2 separate regions of the Mus musculus genome follow, and region 1 is linked to region 2. A link is a loop called in an ENCODE intact Hi-C map of the cell type or tissue named here. Cell type or tissue: heart. All regions are shown on one strand. Each heading gives the region's core, and the rest is flanking DNA. Links, peaks and the distances in the headings are about the cores only. Region 1 has its middle 51 kb from the start of Cyp3a41b. Region 2 overlaps Cyp3a44 (cytochrome P450, family 3, subfamily a, polypeptide 44).

Region 1 (12,725 bases), core at 5,792-9,791, 160 kb before region 2:
TGACCAGAATTCACTATCCATTGATGAGACAGTTAAAAAAGAAAAAGAACCAAGAAATGAACTATACCTTTAAACACTAAAAATCCATTTGGGATGATGCTATATTCCAACTCTGAAAATACATACTATTTTAACTGGAGAAAAAATGGGTTCCTGCCACACACTTAAGTGGGTCATTAACTACTTGAGAAAGAAGGAGGTAAAGATTCTGTGTGTAATTAGTCAGACGTTCTGCCAGTCTCACTTCCGCTCTCCTCTCTTTTCTTCTCTTTTTCTGCCATTCTCCTCACACAATGCAAATGTTTGTAAAATCATACTTAGATCATCTTCCTATGAGAGACATCATAGTATCCACAGGCTTGCAGAAGACAGAGTGGGTTCCTCCTCCTAAGGTTCTAGTACCTTTCAGGTTGGAATTCTTCAGACTCTGGCCAGTGCATGATGAAGAGCATAAGATGGAATCATCACCGTTGACCCTTTGGGGGTATACACACCATTGAGTTCAACATCTTTTTTACAGACTCTCTCAAGTCTAGTAACAATGGGATAAAATCTGGGGGTTTCATTAAGCACCACATCCAGGTATTCCATCTCCATCACACTATCATAGGTGGGAGGTACCTGGGAAGAAAGAAAAAAGATTTGTGGTGCAATTTTAATTTAATTTTCAACTGTGTCTAGTGTTGAGTTCTCAGCATCCTCAAAGTCAAGTTCAGAGGCTCAAGGACTTAGTTACAATTCATTTTAAAAGGTTTCTAAGATTGTTTTAATTCACATATGTAGATATTTTGCTTGTATATGTTTATGTACACCATATAAATACAGTGCCCACCGAAGCAAAAAGAGGGCATCAGATCTCCTGCAACCAGAGTTAGAGTAGTTGAAAGACGTCATTTTCATGCTAGGACTCAAATATGAATGGATCCTATGGCAGAGCAGCAAGTGTTCTTAACCATCTCTCAAGCTCCTTACAAATGGAATGACTGTCACTGGAGGCCTGGAAGATGCTCAATTATGGAAGTGTCTACTATGAAAACCTAAGGATGAGAGTTCAGATACAAATCATTATAAAGCCTGACACAGTGGCACCCATTTCTAATCCCAGCAGTAGGTAGACTGAGACAGATTTTGCCTGGTTCTCATTGGCTAGACAACCCAATCCATTCCATAAGCTCCAGGTTTGGTAAGAGATCCTGTATCATAAAACATGGTGGAAAGTGGTTTAGAAATGTATACAATGTAGGTCTATGACCTATCACACACATATGCACATAAACATATACATAGAGACGTGGGATGATTTAAACACCAAGGCTCACACTTTGGCTTTTTCTCCTATAACCATAAAGAGATAGAGAAAATCATGGCACAGAGTTGAGTCAACCCACGCGGATTAATCTAGGCCAAGGCTAGCCTCTCTCAGTATTCAGCAGGGACAACATGGCAGAACTAGCAGTATCATAGAATCTTTTAGAGAGTTATATGTTAAATGCATATCTTTAACATCACACAGGTTGTGTGCACGTTGCTTGCTTGGTAGTCTTGTGGTTCTAGATAACAGACACACCAGGCACAGCTCTGTGTCACAACAACCTTCTATTGCCATGAGAGTCTTTATTGCCCATTTCTCCATCTGTGTCATGTTCATGATAATTTCTAAATGGTTCTAGGAAAAAACAGTGCTGTGCTCTTGTTACAAATTATGAAGGATTGCTCAGACAGATCAGAGAGCAAAGGTGCCTGCTATTGAGCCTACTTACCTGATTTGGACTCTTAAAACTCATGCAGCAGAAAGAGCGAACAAATTCCTTCAGGTTATCCATTGACTTCCACTCACATGCTGCAGCACACATGCCGCCATACATGTATACATTCATACTCATATATAAGTACATATATATGTACATACATGCATACATACATACATATATGTAAAGAAAAAAAATCACCAGAATCGGAAGGTTGGCTCAGTGATGTGAATGGTTACTCACTCACTCACACAAAGTTCATACAGAGACAAAAATACATATATACCCCCACACACAACATACACACACTCCCCCTCACTCACACAGTGTTTGTCTCTCACTCACACACAGAGACTCTATTTCTCTCTCTATCTCACACACAGACACACACTCTCTCACATACACATATACACACAAACTTTCTCTCTATCCCCCTCTCCCTGATTCTCACACACACTCTCTCCATTCTGCTCTCTTTCTCTCTGACTCTCTCTGTCTCTGTCTCTCTCTGTTGCTTTCTCTCTTTCACACACACACACACACACACACACACACACACACACACACACACACACACACACACACACCACTGCAAGTGACCAAACGGTGTTTTTGTTGAGATTTCTCCTTTTCTCTTCTACACCATCATCTCACCTTATTGGGCAGAGCCTTTTCGATCTCTTCCTGCAGTTTCTTCTGGATGTCAGGGTGAGTGGCCAAACAATACAAAGTGAAGGAAAGTGTGCTACTGGTGGTTTCATACCCAGCAGAAATGAAGATAATTGACTGGGCTGTGATCTCCATGTTAGAAAAGGCTGAAAGTAAGAATCCATTTTATGTAAGTCAGTCATGATGTGCTATCACAGACGAGATGAGGAGAAAATCAAATGAGCTTTCATTTACCTAGACACACTATGGAAATGCTCTTCAGTCACACTGAGACTGTCATCACCATGACAGCAAAATGACACATCCAGAAAAAGAGAAGAAAGCTTCAGTCATGTTGTCCTAGTGTTTCTGCTGACTCTCACAATCCCCTGTGGGCAGCTTCAAGATATGGATTTTCATGTTTGTAAATTTTATTTTAATTTATGAGTATTTCTGTTTGTGTGTATCTATGTGGAGGGTGCCACATGTGTGGGGAGGGTGTCCATGGAGGTCAGAAACCCCTAGAGAAGCAGTTATAGAAGGTCCCCTGTATAGGTTGAGATATTTTAAATTTTCATTTATTTATGTGTGTTTGTCCAGGGAGGCCATAAGATGGCATTGGAGTCTACAAACATAGAGTTACAGGCAGTAGTACATCTTCTATCATGAGTGCTTTAATCCTATTGTTTGCAAATTTTTCCTCCCATTTAGTGTAAGTGCTTGCTACTCAACTGAAACTGGACTATAAATTCACAATTGGTGCCTATTTTAAAAGTGAATAATTATTTTAGCAAACAAAAACTAAACAGAAGGACTGAGATGTTGTCAGTAGATGGCGGTACTTCCCTAGTGTTCATGAAGCCTTGGGTTCAGTGCCCAGCACTTTGTGAATCAAGTGTGACAATGTCTATATTCTTGTTTACACTGGAAGATTGACAGGAAGGAAAACAGCCAGTGATGGAAAAATTCTACATGTCTGTAGTCTCAGGAGTTAAAGGTCATTCTCAGGCACATTGTGAATGTGGATCAGCCTGTGCTACATAGGAGCCTGTAGCAAAAGAAGGAGGAGTTGTAAAAGAACTTGAAATTAGCTGATCACATCAAAGGGTTTCAAGTGGGCAGATAGGAAAGGGCTTGAAACACAAAGTACCTGCCACTTTAAATATTAAACATGGGGACACACTACATATAAGCAAGTGAGTGTATGGGAAACAATCATATAGGTAAGAATGGAAGACTCCCTTTCCATTAGTTACTGGTGCACATCTATAGACTAAAATCTGGAACTGGAATGATAATGTCATGATAATAATAATGATTATAAATTAAAAAAATAACCACATATGGGAGGCTAGAAAATGACTCAATGGGAAAACTGGAATTTGAGTCCTCACTCCCCATGTAAAAAGTCAGGTGGGGCAGCACATACTTTTAACCACAACACTGTGGATTGTTGGGACCTATTGGTAGTCAACTTTGTTGTGGGCTTAAAAAAAAGACCCTGTCTCAAGGAAATGAGTCAGAGAGGGATTGATAAGACACTGGTGGATGCCTTCATCTTTTCTGTGTACATACACCTAAAAGTGTGCACTTATGAACATACTCTGGCACATACATGTACTACACAAAGAAGATAAAAATCTGTAAGTGAGAATTTTATGTGTTTTTGAGATAGGGTTTTTCTGTGTAGCCGTGCCTGTCATGGAATCTGATGTAGACCAGGTTGGCCTTGAACTCACAGAGATCCACCTGCCTCTGCCTCCCAAGTACAAGGATTAAAGGCATGCTCCATCACTGTCCAACTATGAGTGATTTTAAATACCTAAAAGAATGAAAAGGACAAATCCACTTGTACAAAGAGGCTTTCTCCAGAAGCTACTTACACATCACACAATGAAGTCTATCTTTTCCATGGATTAGGCTAGAGAACACATGTTCAACAGGGAGTCCCAGAGAACTTCAACACCACTTGGGTCCATGCCCCTGATTGGATGTTTAGACACAGATATCTAGGCTGAGCTTAGAGATTTCTTGCTGGGAAAGATACAACCAGCACATATGCTCACCCAGGTAACAGACAGACCACTGGAAAGGTCCATCATGGCCATCCTTCATGTTAGGAGTGAAATTTTACCCATGTGAATCCAGAATATTCCATGTTTATAATAGACATGTCTGTCTTTCAGAAACTCAACAGTGGTTTCCCTCTACCTAGAAAAACCTCCTCGCATATTTTCTGAGCAACCCACCTGCTTCCCAAGAGTTTCCTTGTCTATAGACCAGGAAGGGCTTGCTTACCTTTATGAGAGTCTTTGTCTTTGGAATTATTATGAGCGTTCATCATTAGCTGAAGAAAATCCACTCGGTGCTAGAAGCAGAAAGAGAGGTTACAAAAATGGAAGGTCAATGGTAAGTTCAAAGGTCAGAGGTGGACCACAAGTGCAGAACATTAATTCTCTCCCTCTGAGAAGGTGGTTCCCTCAAATTCACAACTGTGGCTATCGTTGTTAGAGTCATTAAGGAACAAAAGCAAGAGTGGACTAATTAGGAAGAATCTAGCTTCCACATCATCCAATTTTACAATAAATTCTAATAGATAAAATTTTAAACAAGCACCTTTTTTCTCTAAAAATGTTTTTGAAAGAGATGAAAATAATATCCCCCCTTTTGATCATTTTTATTTTGTATTGAAGTTTCATACTCATACTCAATCAGATATGGTCATCTCCACCCCAGTGTTTGCTCCAAACAATTCCTTCTATACTGTCTGTAACATTTCTTCCTCCACACTCCATGCCCTCTTCTTAGTCACCCACTAAGTCCAACTAGTGTTGTGCATATGTGCATGGCTATGAGGCTACCCGTTGCGTCATGGGAAACCTACCTATTTTCACACCCTCCATCTACAGCTATGAACTGCCAATTGACCCTCAGCAAAGAGCACTGCATACAGAGATCCTCTCCCATCCTCACTGGAGTTCTGACAGTCTTGACCTTGTTCAGGTCTAGCGCCATGCCAATTTTTTTTTCAGTCCTAATGCAGGATGTTCTAGCTTTTATCCCTATTGCTAAGGATTCATTTCTAGATTATTCTCAACCAACTTGTTAAAACTCCAACTTCTCCTCTATGAGTGAGTTCTGGGATACCCAAAAATAGACAGAAAAAACTCTGATCCTAAAATTTGAGGGAGAGACAGAGAGACAGACAGAGAGACACACACAGAGAGAGAGAGAGAGAGAGAAAGAGAGAGAGAGAGAGAGAGAGAGAGAGAGAGAGACAGAGACAGAGACAGAGAGAGAGACAGAGACCGAGTCAGAGACAGAGACAGAAAGGAAGAAGATCTAAAATCATATATTAAAACATCTAAGACCTGTGTTTATCGCAGATAGTTATGTGTACAGTAGCACAGGTACTATAGAAATTTTATGTCCACTTGCTTAATACATTAAAAATTCAGTTACTTTTTGACTCAGCAATGCTGATTCTAAATATAACCCCCAAACATAAAACTAAATATTTAAACATAATCTTGTTCATGAAGGCTCATGGCAGAGATATTCATGGCAAACATGTGAGACTAACTTCCATGTCCATCAACAGATAGGGAGAATAAATTACTCATGGACCCAGGACATTGTGACACTTGATCCATTAAATATTGTGCTAAATAAAAGAGGCATGTCACAGAGAAAAGATAGTCTATGATCCCATTGATGTTTAATGTCCAGAATACACAGATACAGAGCAAGTGAACTGGTTGTTGCTTAGGTCAATATTGCTTGAAAGTTACAACATGGCTAGAACAAAGTCCTATTTGATTGACCATGGTTAAGGGTCAGGGTGCCTTCAGTAAATGCTGATCCCAAAGAGATCAGAGACAGAGAATAAGGAGCTGTTGAGTGCTTAGCCCTAAATGGCGTGTCTATATCAGCACCCGACACATCAAGGCTCATGGAAGATCATGAAAAGGGATGTGGAACTTAATTCAGAGAAAGGAATTAGGACTGTGAAATGCTGTATTGTGGACATGACATGGCCCGTTTTTGAACTGACTGCCTGCAGCAGACCAAGCCAATAATACTGGTCAGAATCTTAGCATGCAGCACCAAATGGACTCGACTAGCTACCAAAGCAGAGAAAAGGACAGGAAATTGGGAGGAAGATGTATTGGGTGTCTAAGCAATGTGAAAAGTAAGAGTTAGCAGTGGGTGTAATTGAGACAGATGTTATGAATGTATGTTATTGAATCCATGGAGAGTTCTGGACTTACAGAGTGTCCAATTTGTATTTATACTAATTAGTGTTTATCAAAAAATAATTCTAAAATAAACCCGGGACTCAGGGCTGCACACTGTAATTGCATCCCTCAAGAGGCAGTGGTACAGGGATCTCTGTAAGTTCAAGACCAGCCTGTTATACACAGTTATATCCAGGCCAGCTAGAGGTACATGGTGAGACCCTGTCTCAAAGAAAAAAAAGAAGTTAGAAAACGGAGGCAATCTGGCTACATGTTCTCAAAATACTGAACTGTGCCTTTAGGCGATGAATTATATGACAGGTGAACTACACACCACTACAGCTGATTATTTGGGGGAAATTGAGGAAGAGAAATGCAGAAAGACAAACAAGGCCACAGACAACAGCAATGATCAAGATCCAGAACTGTCTACTCACCAACTGAGAAGAGCAAAGGATCAAAAAAATCAACTCTTAAAATCTTTCTGGCTTTCTCCACAAAGGAATCCTCTGGGTTGTTGAGGGAATTCACATTCACTCCAAATGATGTGCTGGTGATCACATCCATGATGTAAGCACCTAATACACTGAGGAGAGAGAGGCATAGGAATTTAACAGGTGCCAGAGACTGTAAAAGAACTCTCAGGAGACAGTCAAAGCCACCTCAGTATGGACCAAGCCCTTCCCAGTAATTCTACCCTCTATCACTGCAATCTTCTTACTGTCACATTTCTTCCCTTTAAACTGTGTATAATGTCATCTAGTGTCTAAAGGGGCAAGTACAAGCAGCTGGACAATGTGAGCTGCACCCATTTCCCCTCCTCTCCCAGAGCCACAGTGATGGACCAGCACTCACTCTTTCATAGCAACAGGCTTGCCTTTCTCTGCCTCTTGCCTCAAGTACTTTACCAAAATGTCTCCATACTGTTCAATGATAGGGAACATCTACACAAAACAGAGAAGCATCCACAATTAGGATGGAGGCTCTAGTAACTCATGCTGCTCTTAAAAGAATTTCACTCACCTCCTTGAGTCTTCCACTGGTGAATGTGGGGGACAGCAAAGCTCTATATCTCTTCCATTCCTCGTCCTTAGATATTGAGATAGCTTTACTCATTATTCCCACTGGGCCAAATTCCTAGAGTCAAAAAAGAAAAAAAGAACCCTCAGAATGCCTCACAGCCTATGAGAAATGATCTGTGTACTCATCTTCCTATTGTGGTTTCAACCCTTTATGTTCCAGGATTCTTTTAAGTGGAAATTTCTCTGTGGTTGGAAAATTATGTCCAGGGGTTGGGGATAAGGTGAAAACAGGCCTTAGTCCATCTCTAGAGCTGTGTGGTTGGAGTTTGGCTTGGAAAAAGTTAGAAAGTTAATTTTTTATCAGACAAGTTCTCCAGCTCTCTATTTACAACTTGAGCAATGTGAAGAGGATGTCTTCTCACTCTCTCTCTCTCTCTCTCTCTCTCTCTCTCTCTCTCTCTCTCTCTCTCCGTGTGTGTGGGTGTGTGTGTGTGGGTGTGTGTATGTACATATGAATGCTGGTGCATGTAGAACCATGAAAGGTAGCTTGGTTCCTGGTTGAACTAATGCTTGAAGCTCCAGAAACTATGAAAAGACTGTAGGTACTTCGCTGGTTACTGGGCATCAAGACCCTGTCACTAGTTGTAGCTCCCATAGGTTTGTGGCCTCAGTCATATAAGGGCAATGCCCCAAGCCTCTCCATATGTAGAGGACATGACCTGTGGTCACATGGGCTCAAGAGAGATCTTCATTTTATTGGGGTACCTAAAAGCCCTGGAGGGTTTATCCAATAAGCATTCTTTCCCAGACTCTCTTCTCTGCAAAATATATTTAACCTTAGGCACACCTGAGAAGAGGGGTATGGTTTCATAATCCACTTTCTGCTTTGATAATAAATGTCTTAAAACCTTGGACTGCCTTTCTTTATTTGGATCTGCCATGGGGAGCCATGCAGAAGGCCTTTGCCTATAGAGCCACCATCTAATCTCCTGTAGAAACTCTCTCTGTGCTCTCACATATGGGTGCCACCCAGCCTAAGCTCAAGAATTCAGCTAGACTTTCCCTGGTGGACCAGACAGAGCTCCCTCCTTTATCCCCTAGCTGTGGGGAATTGGGCTATGCAAAGACAGGCTAGTCTCCACTTGAGCTGAGTTCTGAACGCCAAAGGGTGATAATTCAACTTCATGACATGTTAGGCATTCCGTTATGCTCCTGGAACTCTGGAGCCTGCATAAGTTACCACCCCCACAGCCCCCACAAGAGAAGCATGGCTAGAAGTCACATAGGAAATGGCCCAAGCTTCTGAAGTTCAGGCTAAACTCCTACCCAGTTACCTAGCAAGAGTAAAGACCATAAAAGGGGCTGTTAGGCCCCCACCTCGCTATCTTATGCTCGTACTTCTCACTCTCTTACTTGTCTCCCTCTTACTCCTCACTCTCACCCCCTCTCCTCTCTCTTTGTCTTTTCCTCTCCTCTCATCTCTTCTCACTTCTCTCCTATCTTCTCCTCTCCTCTCTCCTCTCTCTTACTCTCTCTATCTCTCTAGCCTTCTCTCTCTGTCTCTCTCTGTCCCTCTCTGTCTCTCTGTCTCTCTGTCTCTTTTCTCTTCCTCCTTTCCTTTCTACAATAAAGCTCTTAAACCATAGAATGCCTGTGCTCATCAAGGCCTAATGCGCTTGGAGAACGGGACAGTCTTTCTCCTAATGAGCCGTTTCTACTCTCCCATTAGAATTCCTTCCTGTGCTCCAGCCAAGATCCTCTGCACTCACTCTCATCAGTGTTGGGACACGCTTCCCTCATCCCTCTCTCCCATAACCCCAGTGGCTTTAGCAAAGTAGCTCTGGGACTCCCAGGTAGGGCTGCCCCTTGCCACCACCCCGTGCAGAATGGGTCGGAGGCTTAGATTCCCACCCAGGGATGAGTGGAAGGTACATCCAGCCCTCCCACGCCTGACAGACCAGAGAATAGGTAAAACTCTGGCGAGGTGTGGTTTTCCCTTCCCCTTACTCCCCAGGGTCCCCCTTTTCTTTTCCCCACACGTGGCCCCAGGATTGATCCAGCCTGTGGGGCCCCCACTCCATTCTGAGCTAGTCCACAGTTTCAAGTGGTGCATGGATATCCAAGAGCCTGAGACCCAGACAGCTCCAGCTTCCTTGCAAGCTTGAGGACCCTTGAGCCACTTCTTGGTGTCCCACACCGCAGACTTTCCTTTCTCACCCCTGGAATGGTGTTCCAGGGCTGCTCTACCACTCAACACCCACCTGGCTACAGCATGGGCTAAGCATGGTCAACTTCCCACATCCGGACTCCCCAAGTGACCATGCCCTATGTTGGTTCAGAAGCAGGACCTCCCATAAAACTACAGGTAAAAATTCCCAAGTGTGCTCATGTGGAGACCAGAGGTCAGGCATCTTTCCCTATAACTCTCTATGGAATATTTTGGGCAAGGTCTCTCTGTGAATATAGAAGTCTCTGATTTGGCTAGAGTCACTAGCATACAATTCCCTGATATCTAGCTGTTTTAACATACATCTCTAGAGTCACATATGAATGCTACTCTGCCCAGCTTTTGGCGGATGCTGAGGATCCAAACTCAGGTCCTTTACCCAATGATCAAGCCATCTCCCTAAGCCTCGGACACAAAGTATTTAGTATATGTATTTTTTTTAAAGGATTACTTCACTATTGTATGGGTTTGGCCTAATGTTTCTTGTGTTATACCGCTAATTTTCATCCTCCAAAATGCTAACAGGAGTACCTATACATAAGACACTGAGGGACTCTACCCCCAGTTGGCTCCATTTGGTAAATAAAGATGCCAACAGCCAATGCATGGACAGAACAGATAGAGGCAGGACTTTTAGGATTCCTGGGCTTGGAAAGAGAGGAAGAAGCTAAATCACCTTGAGAGGGGCATAGGACAGGTCAGCCATGTAAGAATTCAGATAAGTGGCTCTAGTGACCACATTCCCAATTGGGTCTGAAGTAGCAGAGTTGAAATACTGATTTTAAAGAATGTTAACTCTGGAATACCAGAATGGAATGTTTGCTAGCCTCAGGAAAGATTAGAAGTACCAAACTATTAAGCTAGCCAAGGCATATTGAAATTAGCTGGTGTGTGTGTGTGTATGGTATGTGTGTGTGTGTTTTCCTGTCTGTATGTCTTTCTGTATGTCTGTCTGTCTCTATGTGTCTATCTGTATACAGTATCTGTGTGTGTCTGCCTTCCTGTGTTATGTCATTATGTCTGTCTCTATGCATGTGTCTCTGTGTGTGTTGCATATATCTGTCTGTTTGTGTGTGTGTTTTATCAGTGTGTAAGTGATATTAGAAATGATACTCTGCTTTTAGAAGAGACCCAGCATACCTGACTCTTGAGAAGCTTCATCCAGCAACACATGAAAACAGATGCAGAGGCTGTACTGACTGGTTTTGTGTCAACTTAACACAAAATGGAGTTATCACAGAGAAAGGAGCTTCAGCTGGGGAGGTGCCTCAATGAGATCCAGCTGTAAGGCTTTTTCTTAATAAGTGATCAAGAGGAAGGGGCACTTGTTGGTGGTACCATCTATGGGCTGGTAGTCTTGGGTTCTATAAGAAAGCAAGGTGAGCAAGCCATGGGAAGCAAGCCAGTAATGATTGTCACTCTATGGCCTGTGCTTCAGCTCCTGCTTCCTGACCTGCTTGAGTTCCAGTCCTGACTTCCTTTGGTGATGAACAGCAATGTGGAAAGTGTAAGCTTAATAATCCCATTCATTTTGAACTTGCATTTTGGTCATGATGTTTGTGCAGGAATAGAAACCCTGACTAAGACAGAGACCCTGAGCCAAACATCATCTACAACTTGGGGAGTCATGTGAATGAGTCAGGGATAGAATTGTGTAAGCTGGAAGGGTCAGAGACCCCAAAGAAGACATACAGAGTCAAATAACCTGGGACCATGGGGTCTCACAGAGACTGAATCACCAACCAAATTACTTATAGTGGCTTTACTTAGGCTCCCTACACATCAGTGTGCAGCTTGGTCTTTGTGTGGATCTCCTAAAAATTGGAGCTGGGACTGTCTCTGAATCAGTTGCTAGCCACTAGAACTCCTCCCCCTATCTGGATTGCCTGGTAGTGCCTCAGTGGGAGAAGATACACTTCGTCCTGATGCTGGTGGATGCCCCAGGGAAGGTGGTACACAAGGGGGACTTCCCCTTCTCTGGGGAGAAGAGGAAGGGGTTATGGGCGGAGGAATCAGTAAGGGTAGGACTGGGAGGAAAAGCGGGAAGTGTGCTGCAATTAGGATGTAAAATGAATATATATATTCATATGTGTGTGTGTGTGTGTGTGTGTGTGTGTGTGTGTGTGTGCCTGTGCAAGTGCGGGTGTGTGTGCGTGTGCATGTACGTATATATGTATATTTATATGAATGTATGAAAAACCAATGTGACCTACCCGCCGGTTTGTGAAGACAGAAAAACATTCCTTCACTAGAACATTCTTAATCATCTATGGGTCCGTGATGACAAAGAGAGGCATTTGACCATCAAACAACCTGTGGTGGGAAGACAGCTGATGTACCACGTTCTGACATGAGAGCCGCACCCTGACTTTGATCCCAATGCTTCAAGACCCTCATTCTGCTTATACAATACATGGTCACAGGAGTTCCCAGTTCAGCTTAGGAATTCTGACCATGTACTCAATGGAGTCTTTGGAAAATGATAATTAATGTCATTCAAGACACAATGAGCCACTTCAAGACAAACCAGCTCTGTAAGGCACCACACTTAGAAATAATAAGTGGAAATTTGGCAAATCTAGATGTGTATATGTGAGAATTGCCTATACCATTTTCTATGAATTTGCATATTTGAAATATTGCAAGGGTCTGGAGCGATGAGTCCACAGTTAAGAGCACATGCTGTTCTTGAAGAGGACCTAAGTTTGGATCCTAACACCTACATTGGGTAGCTCACAATCACCTCTAATACCAGGTCCAGGAATCTCCAATACCTCTGCAGTACACCAGAGCCAGAGGCAGGCAGATCCCTGAGTTCAATGCCAGCCTGGTTCACAAAGCG
Region 2 (12,725 bases), core at 3,090-7,089:
AGCTCCTTACAAATGGAATGACTGTCACTGGAGGCCTGGAAGATGCTCAATTAGGGAAGAGTCTACTATGAAAGCCTAAGGACGAGAGTTCAGATACAAATCATTATAAAGCCTGACACAGTGGCACCCATTTCTAATTCCAGCAGTAGGTAGACTGAGACAGGTTTTGCCTGGTTCGCATTGGCTAGACAACCCAATCCATTCCATAAGCTCCAGGTTTGGTGAGAGAGCCTGTATCATAAAACATGGCGGAAAGTGGTTTAGAAATGTACACAATGTAGGTCTATGACCTATACACACACATATGCACACAAACATATACATAGAGAGGTGGGATGATTTAAACACCAAGGCTCACACCTTGGCTTTTTCTACTATAACCATAAAGAGATAGGGGAAATAATGGCACAGAGTTGAGTAAACCCACACGGATTAATCTAGGCCAAGGTTAGCCTCTCTCAGTATTCAGCAGGGACAACATGGCAGAACTAGCACTATCATAGAATCATTTAGAGAGTTATATGTTAAATTCATATCTTTAACATCACACAGGTTGTGTGCATGTTGCTTGCTTGGTATTCTTGTGGTTCTAGATAACAGACATACCAGGCCCAGCTCTGTGTCACAACAACCTTCTATTGCCATGAAAGTCTTTATTGCCCATTTCTCCATATGTGTCATGTTCATGATAATTTCTAAATGGTTCTGGGAAAAACCAGTGCTGTGCTCTTGTTACAAATTATGAAGCATTGCTCAGACAGATCAGAGAGCAAAGGTGTCTGCCATTGAGCCTACTGACCTGATTTGGACTCTTAAAACTCAAGCAGCAGAAAGAGAACAAATTCCTTCAGGTTATCCTTTGACCTCCACTCACATGCTGCAGCACACATGACCCTGTACATTTATACACTAATACGCATATATAAGTACACATATATGTACATACATACATACATATATGTAAAGAAAAAAATCACTAGAATCGGAAGGTTGGCTCAGTGATGTGAATGGTTACTCACTCACTCACTCACACAAAATTCATACAGAGAAAAAAATACATATACACCGCCACACACAACATACACACACTCCCCCTCACTCACACAGTGTTTGTCTCTTCCTCACACACAGAGACTCTCTTTCTCTCTCTGTCTCACACACAGGCACACACTCTCTCACACACACATATACACAAAAACTTTCTCTCTATCCCCCTCTCCCTGATTCTCACACACACTCTCTCCATTCTGCTCTCTGTCTCTCTGACTCTCTCTGTCTCTGTCTCTGTCTGTCGCTTTCTCTCTTTCACAGACACACACACACACACACACACACACACACACACACAGACACACACACCATTGCAAGTGACCAAATTGTGTCTTTGTTGACAATTTCTCATTTTCCCTTCTACACCATTATCTCACCTTATTGGGCAGAGCCTTATCGATCTCTGCCTGCAGTTTCTTCTGGATATCAGGGTGAGTGGCCAAACAATACAAGGTGAAGGAAAGTGTGCTACTGGTGGTTTCATACCCAGCAGAAATAAAGATAATTGACTGGACTGTGATCTCCATGTTAGAAAAGGCTGAAAGTAAGAATACATTTTAGGTGAGTCAGTCATGATGTGCTATCACAGATGAGATGAGGAGAAAATCAAATGAGTCCCCATTTACCTGGACAGACTATGGAAATGCTGTTCAGTCACACTGAGACTGTCATCACCATGACAGCAAATGACACATCCAGAAAAAGAAAAGAAAGCTACAGGCAGGTTGTCCTAGTGTTTCTGCTGACTCTCACAATCCTCCGTGGGCAGTTTCAAGATATGAATATTCATGTTTGTAAATTTTATTTTAATTTATGGGTATTTCTGTTTGTGTGTATCTGTGTGGAGGGTGCCACATGTGTGGGGAGGGTGTCCATGGAGGTCAGAAACCCCTAGAGAAGCAGTTATAGAAGGTCCCCGGTATAGGTTGAGATATTTTAAATTTTCATTTATTTATGTGTGTTTGTCCAGGGAGGCCAGAAGATGGCATTGGAGTCTACAAATGTACAGGCAGTAGTACATCTTCTACCATGAGTGCTTTAATCCTATTGTTTGCAAATTTTAGCTCCCATTTAGTGTAAGTGCTTGCTACTAAACTGACACTGGACTATAAATTCACAATTGGTGCCTATTTTAAAAGTGAATAATTATTTTAGCAAACAAAAACTAAACAGAAGGACTGAGATGTTGTCAGTAGATGGCGGTACTTCCCTAGTGTTCGTGAAGCCTTGGGTTCAGTCCCCAGCACTTTGTGAATCAAGTGTGACAATGTCTATATTCTTGTTTACACTGGAAGATTGACAGGAAAGAAAACAGCCAGTGATGGAAAAATTCTACATGTCTGTAGTCTCAGGAGTTAAAGGTCATTCTCAGGCACATTGTGAATGTATATCAGCCTGTGCTACATAGGAGCCTGTAGCAAAAGGAGGAGGAGGTATAAAAGAACTTGAAGTTAGCTGATCACGTCAAAGGGTTTCAAGTGGGCAGATAGGAAAGGGCTTGAAACACAAAGTACCTGCCACTTTAAATATTAAACATGGGGACACACTACATATAAGCAAGTGAGTGTATGGGAAACAATCAGATATGTAAGAATGGAAGACTCCCTTTCCATTAGTTACTGGTGCACATCTATAGACTAAAATCTGGAACTGGAATGCTATCAGTCATGATGATAATAATGATTATAAATTAAAAAATTACCACAAATGGGAGGCTAGAAAAATGACTCAATGGGTAAACCAGAGTTTGAGTCCTCACTCCCCATGTAAAAAGTCAGGTGGGGCAGCACATACTTTTAACCACAACACTGTGGATTGTAGGGACCTATTGGCAGTCAACTTTGTCGTGGGCTTAAAAAAAAGACCCTGTCTCAAGGAAATGAGTCAGAGAGAGATTGATAAGACACTGGTGGATGCCTTCATCTTTTCTGTGTACATACACCTAAAAGTGTGCACTTATGAACATACTCTGGCACATACATGTACTACACAAAGAAGATAAAAATCTGTAAGTGAGAATTTTATGTGTTTTTGAGATAGGGTTTTTCTGTGTAGCCATGCCTATCATGGAATCTGATGTAGACCAGGTTGGCCTTGAACTCACAGAGATCCACCTGCCTCTGCCTCCCAAGTACAAGGATTAAAGGCATGCTCCATCACTGCCCAACTATGAGTGGTTTTAAATACTTAAAAGAATGAAAAGGACAAATCCATTTGTACAAAGAGGCTTTCTCCAGAAGCTACTTATACATCACACAATGAAGTCTATCTTTACCATGGATTAGGCTAGAGAACACGTACGTGTTCAACAGGGGTCCCAGAGAACTTCAACACCACTTGGGTCCATGCCCCTGATTGGATGTTTAGACACAGATGTCTAGGCTGAGCTCTGAGATTTTGTGCCGGGAAAGACACAATCAGCACATGTGCTCACCCAGGTAACAGACAGAACACTGGAAATGTCCATGATGGCCACCCTTCCTGTTAGGAGTAAACTTTTGCCCATGTGAATCCAGAATATTCCATGTTGATAATAGACATGCCTGTCTTTCAGCAAATCAACAGTGTTTTCCCTCTACCTAGAAAAACCTCCTCGCATATTTTCTGAGCAACCCACCTGGTCCCCAAGAGTTTCCTTGTCTATAGACCAGGAAGGGCTTGCTTACCTTTATGAGAGTCTTTGTCTTTGGAATTATTATGAGAATTCATCATCAGCTGAAGAAAATCCACTCGGTGCTAGAAGCAGAGAGAGAGGTTACAAAAATGGAAGGTCAATGGTAAGTTCAAAGGTCAGAAGTGGATCACAAGTGCAGAACCTTAATTCTCTCCCTCTGAGAAGGTGGTTCCCTCAAATTCACAACTGTGGCTATGGTTATATGGTTAGAGTCATTAAGGAACAAAAGTAAGAGTGGACTAATTAGGAAGAATCTAGTTTCCACATCATCCAATTTTACAATAAATTACAATAGATAAAATTTTAAACAAGAACTTTTATTCTCTAAAAATGTTTTTGAAAGAGATGAAAATATTATCCCCCCCTTTTGATCATTTTTATTTGTTATTGAAGTTTCATACTCATACTCAATCAGATATGGTCATCTCCACCCCAATGTTTCCTCCAAACAATTCCTTCTATACTGTCTGTAACATTTCTTCCTCCACACTCCATGCCCTCTTCTTAGTCACCCACTATGTCCAACTAGTGTTGTGCATATGTGAATGGCTATGAGGCCATCCAATGCCTCATGGGAAACCTACCTATGTTCACACCCTCCACCCACAGCTATGAACTGGCAATTGACCCTGAGCAAAGAGCACTGCATACAGAGATCCTCTCCCATCCTCACTGGAGTTCTGACAGTCTTGACCTTGTTCAGGTCTAGCACCATGCCAATTTTTTTTCAGTCCTAATGCAGGATGTTCTAGCTTTCATCCCTATTGCTAAGGATTCATTTCTAGATTATTCTCAACCAACTTGTTAAAACTCCAACTTCTCCTCTATGAGAAAACATGAATATATTTTCTCTCTCTAAACATAGCCTTTTTTATCTGCCACTAGCATACAGCTTATTTGTTCACAGCCCAACATGTTATCAAACTTTGAAACTCTCATGAAACCACCACCTTTTACCTTCTGATTAGAATCCAGGCGGCTTTCCTGCATTCTGTCCACAAATTTTTTGAAAAATTCTATTGAATCATTTGGGAACATGCAGATATTTAACATCTCATATACTGGTGTCAGTAATGGAAAAAGTACTAGAAAAGAAAAAAGATAAGTTTTAATTGAAATGGAAAATTTATTTAAAAAATCATGAAGCAATCTCTAGAATAAATGACCAGTGTAGCAAACAGAAGTGATTCTCTCTGTGAACTTGGTCACACTGGGTCAGCACAATACTTCTCCTTCTGTGCTATGTAGTAGCCAAAGCTGTGGACTGACTCTTAAATTTAACTCTGCTCCTGGAGTTCATTTGGATTCAGAAAGAAAATTCAGGAGCCACTAAGATGGATCAATAGCACAAGTTTCTCCAGGCAAGCCTAAAACCTGAGTTTGATCGATGGATCCCACTCCGTAGAAGGAAAGAACCAAATGCTGTTAGCTGTCCTCTGATCTCCACATGACACACAATCACCAAGGCATTTGCATGTGCATGTACACCCACATGAACAGTCAAGGCTACACAGAGAACCCCTTCTCAGAAAAAGAAAAAAGAAAAACCCAAGCTAAAAGACAGGTAACAAAAAAGCAGGAAGAATTAAAGATCACATACTTTCCCATACTTCCAGATTCTAGCCTCTATGAATAAATATGTATAAAGGTCTAAATATATTTATCCTACAATGCTTAAAAGGAGAAACAGAGGATACTAGGTGACAAGGATGAAATGTAGGCATAGGGACACATGAGCTGTGTATGGAAATATATTTGATAGGGAAAGTATTAAAACCCCAAATAACACACCATGGTTAATTGTACCCAGAATATATATACAAAACCCCCAACAATTGGCACTCTCAGAAGAGCTAGGTTTTATTCCCACCATCCACATGGCTGCTCTCAACCAACTGTAATTTAAATACAAGTGGATTCAAGACTCCATTATGGCCTCTTTAGGCACTGCATGCATGCAGGTAGTACACCCATACACAGAAAACAAAAATAAAAAAATCTTATAAAAAATTATTAAGCAATTAAGCTATGTATGAGAATACCTAGCCAGGAAGTAGTAGTGCTTGCCTTAATCCCTGCACTCAAAAGGCAGGGGCAGGTTGAGCCTATTCTACAGAGTGAGTTCTGAGATACCCAAAGATAGACAGAAAAAACTCTGATCCTAAAAATTGAGAGAGAGACAGAGAGAGAGAGAGAGACAGACAGACAGACAGACAGACAGACAGACAGACAGACAGACAGAGACAGATAGAGACAGAGAGAAACAGAGAGAGACAGAGAGAGACAGAGGGACAGAGAGACAGAGACAGAGACAGAAAGGAAGAAGATCTAAAATCATATATTAAAATGTCTAAGACCTGTGTTTATGGCAGATAGTTATGTGTACAGTAGCCAGATCTACTATAGACAATGTATGTTCAGTTGCTTAATACGTTAAAAATTCAGTTACTTTTTGACTCAGCAATGCTGATTCTAAATATAACCCCTCAAACATAAAACTAAATACTTAAACATAATCTAGTTTATGAAGGCTCATGGCAGAGAAATTCATGGCAAACATGTGAGACTAACTTCCATGTCCATAAAAAGATAGGGAGAATAAATTACTCATGGACACAGGACATGGTGACACTTGATCCATTTAATATAGTGCTAAATAAAAGAGGAATGTCACAGAGACAAGATAGTCTATGATCCCATTGATGTTTAATGTCCAGAATAAACAGTTACAGAGCAAGTGAACTGGTTCTTGCTTAGGTCAATATTGCTTGAAAGTTACAACATGGCTAGAACAAAGTCCTATTTGATTGAACATGTTTATGGGTCAGGGTGCCTTCAGTAAATGCTGATCCCAAAGAGATCAGAGACAGAGAATAAGGAGCTGTTGAGTGCTGAGCCCTAAATGGAGCATCTATATCAGCACCCCACACATCAAGGCTCATGGAAGATCATGAAAAGGGATGTGGAACTTAATTCAGAGGCAGGAATGAGGACTGTGAAATGCTGTATTGTGGACATGACATTGCCATCTCTTGAACTGACTGCCTGCAGCATACAAAGCCAATAATACTGGTCAGAATCCTAGCATGCAGCACCAAATGGACTCGACTAGCTACCAAAGCAGAGAAAAGGACAGGAAATTGGGAGGAAGATGTATTGGGTGTCTAAGCAATGTGAAAAGTAAGAGTTAGCAGTGGGTGTAATGGAGACAGATGCTATGAATGTATGTTATTGAAACCATGGAGAGTTCTGGACTTACAGAGTGTACAATTTGTATTTATACTAATTAGTATTTATGCAAAAAATAATTCTAAAATAAACCCGGGACTCAGGGCTGCACACTGTAATTGCAGCCCTCAAGAGGTAGTGGTACAGGGATCTCTGTAAGTTCAAGACCAGCCTGGTATACACAGTTATATCCAGGCCAGCTAGAGCTACATGGTAAGACCCTGTCTCAAAGAAAAAAGAAGTTAGAAAAAAGAGGTAATCTGGCTACATGTTCTCAAAATACTGAACTGTGCCTTTAGGCGATGAATTATATGACAGGTGAACTACACACCACTACAGCTGATCATTTGGAGAAATTGAGGAAGAGAAATGCAGAAAGACAAACAAGGCCACAGACAACAGCAATGATCAAAATCCAGAACTGTCCACTCACCTACTGAGAAGAGCAAAGGATCAAAAAAGTCAACTCTTAAAAACTTTTTGGCTTCCTCCACAAAAGGATCCTCTGGGTTGTTGAGGGAATCCACGTTCACTCCAAATGATGTGCTGGTGATCACATCCATGCTGTAAGCACCTAACACACTGAGGAGAGAGAGGCATAGGAATTTAACATGTGCCAGAGACTGTAAAAGAAATCTCAGGAGACAGTTAAATGCACCTCAGTATGGACCAAGCCCTTCCCAGCTGTTCTACTCTATATCACTGCAAACTTCTTACTGTCACATTTCTTCCCTTTAAACTGTGTATAATGTCATCACTAGATGGGGAAAGGACAAGCACCTGGACCATGTGAGCTGCACCCCAGTTACCCCTCCTCTCCCAGAACCACAGTGATGGACCAGCACTCACTCTTTCATAGCAACAGGCATGCCTTTCTCTGCCTCTTGCCTCAAGTACTTTACCAAAATGTCTCCATACTGTTCAATGACAGGGAACATCTACACAAAACAGAGAAGCATCCACAGTTAGGATGGAGACTCCAGTAACTCAGGCTGCAGTTAAAAGAATTTCACTCACCTCCTTGAGTCTTCCACTGGTGAATGTGGGGGACAGCAAAGCTCTATATCTCTTCCATTCCTCATCCTTAGATATTGAGATAGCTTTACTCATTATCCCCACTGGGCCAAATTCCTAGAGTCAAAAAAGAAAAAAAGAACCCTCAGAATGCCTCACAGCCTATGAGAAATGAACTGTGTACTCATCTTCCTATTGTGGTTTCAGCCCTTTATGTTCCAGGATTCTTTTAAAAAGAAATTTCACTGTGGTTGGAAAATTATGTCCAGGGGTTGGGAACAAGGTGAAAACAAGCCTTAGTCGATCTCTAGAACTGTGTGGTTGGAGTTTGGCTTGGAGAAATTTAGAAAGTTAATTTTGTATCAGACAAGTTCTCCAGCTCTGTATTTACAACATGAACAATGTGAAGAGGATGTCTTTGCTCTCTCTCTCTCTCTCTCTCTCTCTCTCTCTCTCTCTCTCTCTCTCTCTCTCTCTGTGTGTGTGTGTGTGTGTGTTGGGGGGGTGGTGTGTACATATGAGTGCTGGTGCATGTAGAACAATGAAAGGTAGCTTGGTCCCCGGTTGAACTAATGCTTGAAGTCCCAGATACTATGAAAAGACTGTAGGTGCTTCACTGGTTACTGGGCATCAGGACCCTGTCACTAGTCGTAGCCCCCATAGGTTTGTGGCCTCAGTCACATAAGGGCAATGCCCGAAGCCTCTCCATATGTACAGGACATGACCTGTGGTCACATAGGCTCAAGAGAGATCTTCATTTTAGTGAGGTACCTAAAGGCCTGGAGGGCTTATCCAATAAGCATTCTTTCCCAGACTCTCCTCTCTGCAAAATATATTTAACCTTAGGCAAACCAGAGAAGTGGGGTATGGTTTCACAATCCACTTTTTGCTTTGATAATAAATGTCTTAAAACCTTGGACTTCCTTTCTTTATTTGGATCTGCCATGGGGAGCCATGCAGAAGGCCTTTGCCTATAGAGCCACCATCTAATATCCTGTAGAAACTCTCTCTGTGCTCTCACATATGGGTGCCACCCAGTCTAAGCTCAAGAATGCAGCTAGACTTTCCCTGCTGAACCAGCCAGAGCTCCTTCCTTTATCCCCTAGCTGTGGGGAATTGGGCTATGCAAAGTCAGGCTAGTCTCCACTTGAGCTGAGGTCTGAACCCCAAAGGGTGATAATTCAACTTCATGACATGGTAAGCATTCCCTTATGCTCCTGGAACTCTGAAGCCTGAATAAATTACCACCCCCCATAGCCTCCACAAGAGAAGCATGGCTAGAAGTCACATAGGAAATGGCCCAAGTTTCTGACATTCAGGCTAAACTCCTACCCAGTTACCTAGCAACAGTAAAGACCATAAAAGGGGCTGTTAGGCCCCCACCTCGCTATCTTATGCTCTTACTTCTCACTCTCTTACTTGTCTCCCTCTTACTCCTCACTCTCATTCCCTCTCCTCTCTCTTTGTCTTCTTTCCTCTCTCTTTGTCTTATCCTCTCCTCTCCTCTCTTCTTACTTCTCTCCTCTCTTCTCCTCTCCTCTCTCCTCTCTCTTACTCTCTCTATCTCTCTAGCCCCCCTCTCTCTTTTCTCTTCCTCCCTGCCTTTCTACAATAAAGCTCTTAGACCATAGAATGCCTGTGCTCATCAAGGCCTACTGGGCTTGGAGGTTGGGACAGGCTTTCTCCTAATGAGCCGTTTCTAATCTCCCATTAGAAGTCCTTCCTGTACTCCAGCCAAGATCCTCTGCACTCACTCTCATCAGTGTTGGGACACGCTTCCCTCCTCCCTCTCTCCCATAACCCCAGTGGCTTAAATTGCTCTGGGACTCCCAGGTAGGGTTGCCCCTTGCCACCATCCCCTGCAGAATGGGTCGGAGGCTTAGATGCCCACCCAGGAATGAGTGGAAGGTACATGCAGCCCTCCCACACCTGACAGACCAGAGAGTAGGTAAAACTCTGGCTGGGTGTGGTTTTCCCTTCCCCTTCCTCCGCAGGGCCCCCTTTCTTTTCCCAACATGTGGCCCCAGGCTTGATCCAGCCTGTGGGGCCCCCACTCCATTCTCAGATAGTCCACAGTTTCAAGTGGTGCCTGGATATCCAAGAGCCTGAGACCCAGACAGCTCCAGCTTCCTTGCAAGCTTGAGGACCCATGAACAACTTCTTGGTGTCCCACACCTCAGACTGTGCATTCTCACCCCTGGAATGGTGTTCCAGGGCTGCTCTACCACTCAACACCCACCTGGCCACAGCATGGGCTAAGCATGGTCAACTTCCCACATCCGGACTCCCCAGTGACCATGCCCTATGTCGGATCAGAAGCAGGACCTCCCATAAACCTACAGGTACAAATTCCCAAGTGTGCTCATGTGGAGACCAGAGGTCAGGCATCTTCCCCTATAACTCTCTATGGAATTTTTTGGGCAAGGTCACTCTGTGAATGTAAAAGTCTCTGATTTGACTAGAGTAGCTAGCATACAATTCCCTGAGATCTATCTCTTTCAACATACATCTCAAGAGTCACACATGAATACTACTCTGCCCAGCTTTTGGTGGATGCTGAGGATCCAAACTCAGGTCCATTACCCAATGATCAAGCCATCTCCCTAAGCCTCGGACACAAAGTATTTAGTATTTGGATTTTTTTTAAAGGATTACTTCACTATTGTATGGGTTTGGCCTAATGTTTCTTGTGTTATAATGCTAATTTTCATCCCCCAGAATGCTAACAGGAGTACCTGTTCATAAGACACTGAGGGACCCTGCCCCCTGTTGGCTCCAATTGGTAAATAAAGATGACAACAGCCAATGAATGGACAGAACAGATAGAGGCAGTACTTTTAGGATTCCTGGGCTTGGAAAGAGAGGAAGAAGCTAAATCACCTTGAGAGGGGCATAGGACAGGCAAGCCATGTACGAAATCAGATAAGTGACTCTAGTGACCACAATCCCAATTGGTTCTGAAGTAGCAGAGTTGAAATACTGATTTTAAAGAATGTTAACTCTGGAATACCAGAATGGAATGTTTGCTAGCCTCAGGAAAGATTAGAAGTACCAAACCATTAAGCTAGCCAAGGCATATTGAAATTAGCTGGTGTGTGTGTTTCTGTGTGTGTGTATGTGTGTGTGTGTCTGTCTTTATGTCTGTCTGTCTCTATGTGTCTATCTGTATAGTGTATCTCTGTGTGTCTGCCTTCCTGTGTTATGTCATTATGTCTGTCTCTATGCATGTGTCTGTGTGTGTTGTATATATCTGCCTGTTTGTGTGTGTCTTTTTGTGTGTGTGTGTTTTGTCAGTGTGTAAGTGATATTAGAAATGATACTCTGCTTTCAGAAGAGACCCAGCATACCTGAATCTTGAGAAGCTTCATCCAGCAACACATGAAAACAGATGCAGAGGCTGTACTGACTATTGTTGTGTCAACTTCACACAAGATGGAGTTATCACAGAGAAAGGAGCTTCAGCTGGGGAGGTGCCTCAATGAGATCCAGCTGTAAGGCTTTTCTTAATTAGTGATCAAGGGGAAGGGGCCTTTGTTGGTGGTACCATCTCTGGGCTGGTAGTCTTGGGTTATATAAGAAAGCAAGCTAAGCAAGCCAGGGGAAGCAAGCCAGTAAAGAACATCCCTCTATGGCCTGTGCATTAGCTCCTGCTTCCTGACCTGCTTGAGTTCCAGTCCTGACTTCCTTTGGCGATGAACAGCAATGTGGAAAGTGTAAGCTTAATAATCCCATTCATTTTGAACTTGCATTTTGGTCATGATGTTTGTGCAGGAATAGAAACCCTGACTAAGACAGAGACCCTGAGCCAAACATCATCTACAACTTGGGGAGTCATGTGGATGAGTCAGGGATAGGATTGTGTAAGCTGGAAGGGTCAGAGACCCCAAAGAAGACATACAGAGTCAAATAACCTGGGACCATGGGGACTCACAGAGACTGAATCACCAATCAAATTACTTATAGTGGCTGGACATAGGCTCCCTACACATTAGTGTCAGATGTACAGCTTGGTCTTTGCGTGGATCTCCTAAATATTGGAGCTGGGACTGTCTCTGAATCAGTTGCCAACCACTAGATCTCCTCCCCCTATCTGGACTGCCTGGTTGTGCCTCAGTGGCAGAGGATGCACTTAGTCTTGATGCTGGTGGATGTCCCAGGGAAGGTGGTAACAAGGGGGACTTCCTCTTCTCTGGGGAGATAAGGATGGGGTTGGGGTTGGGGTTAAGGGAGGAGGAATCATTAAGGGTAGGACTGGGAGGAAAAGCTGGAAGTGTGCTGCAATCAGGATGTAATATTAATGTGTGTGTGTGTGTGTGTGTGTGTGTGTGTGTGTGTGTGTGTGCGTGCGTGTGCACGGGTGCGTGTGTGTGTACATATATATGTATATTTATATGAATGTATGAAAAACCAATGTGACCTACCCGCCGGTTTGTGAAGACAGATAAACAATCCTTCACTAGCACATTCTTAATCGTCTCTGGGTCCGTGATGACAAGGAGAGGTGTTTGACCATCAAACAACCTGTGTGGGGAAGACAGCTGATGAACCAGGTTCTGACGTGAGAGCCACACCCAGACCTTGATCCTAATGCTTCAGGACAGTCTCTCTCCTTATAAAAATACATGGTCACAGGAGTTCCCAGTTCAGCTTAGGAATTCTGATCATGTACTCAATGGAGTCTTTGGAAAATGATAATTAATGTCATTCAAGACACAATGAGCCACTTCAAGACAAACCAGCTCTGTAAGGCACCACACTT

Evidence for each region. A loop is a pair of places that touch in the nucleus more often than their neighbours do. Peaks named below come from ENCODE experiments on the same cell type or tissue, not always from the same donor. Only the 100,000 strongest peaks of a DNase experiment are listed, where the experiment ranks them.
Region 1: it touches region 2 in a loop (2.8-fold over the local background); 6 of 42 quality-filtered maps call a loop at or near these places.

The regions. Positions count from the first base shown.
Region 1 is chr5:145,629,228-145,641,952 of GRCm38, forward strand. It overlaps the pseudogene Cyp3a63-ps. Among named protein-coding and RNA genes, the nearest start is that of Cyp3a41b, 51 kb to the left of the region's middle. In heart, for the core only: no CTCF peak of the experiment used is centred there; no DNase peak of the experiment used is centred there.
Region 2 is chr5:145,786,934-145,799,658 of GRCm38, forward strand. It overlaps Cyp3a44 (cytochrome P450, family 3, subfamily a, polypeptide 44), which reads right to left. Exons shown (of 13, transcript NM_177380.3): 4 at 12,388-12,487; 5 at 7,970-8,083; 6 at 7,802-7,890; 7 at 7,386-7,534; 8 at 4,682-4,809; 9 at 3,717-3,786; 10 at 1,428-1,588. Among named protein-coding and RNA genes, the nearest start is that of Cyp3a44, 13 kb to the right of the region's middle. In heart, for the core only: no CTCF peak of the experiment used is centred there; no DNase peak of the experiment used is centred there.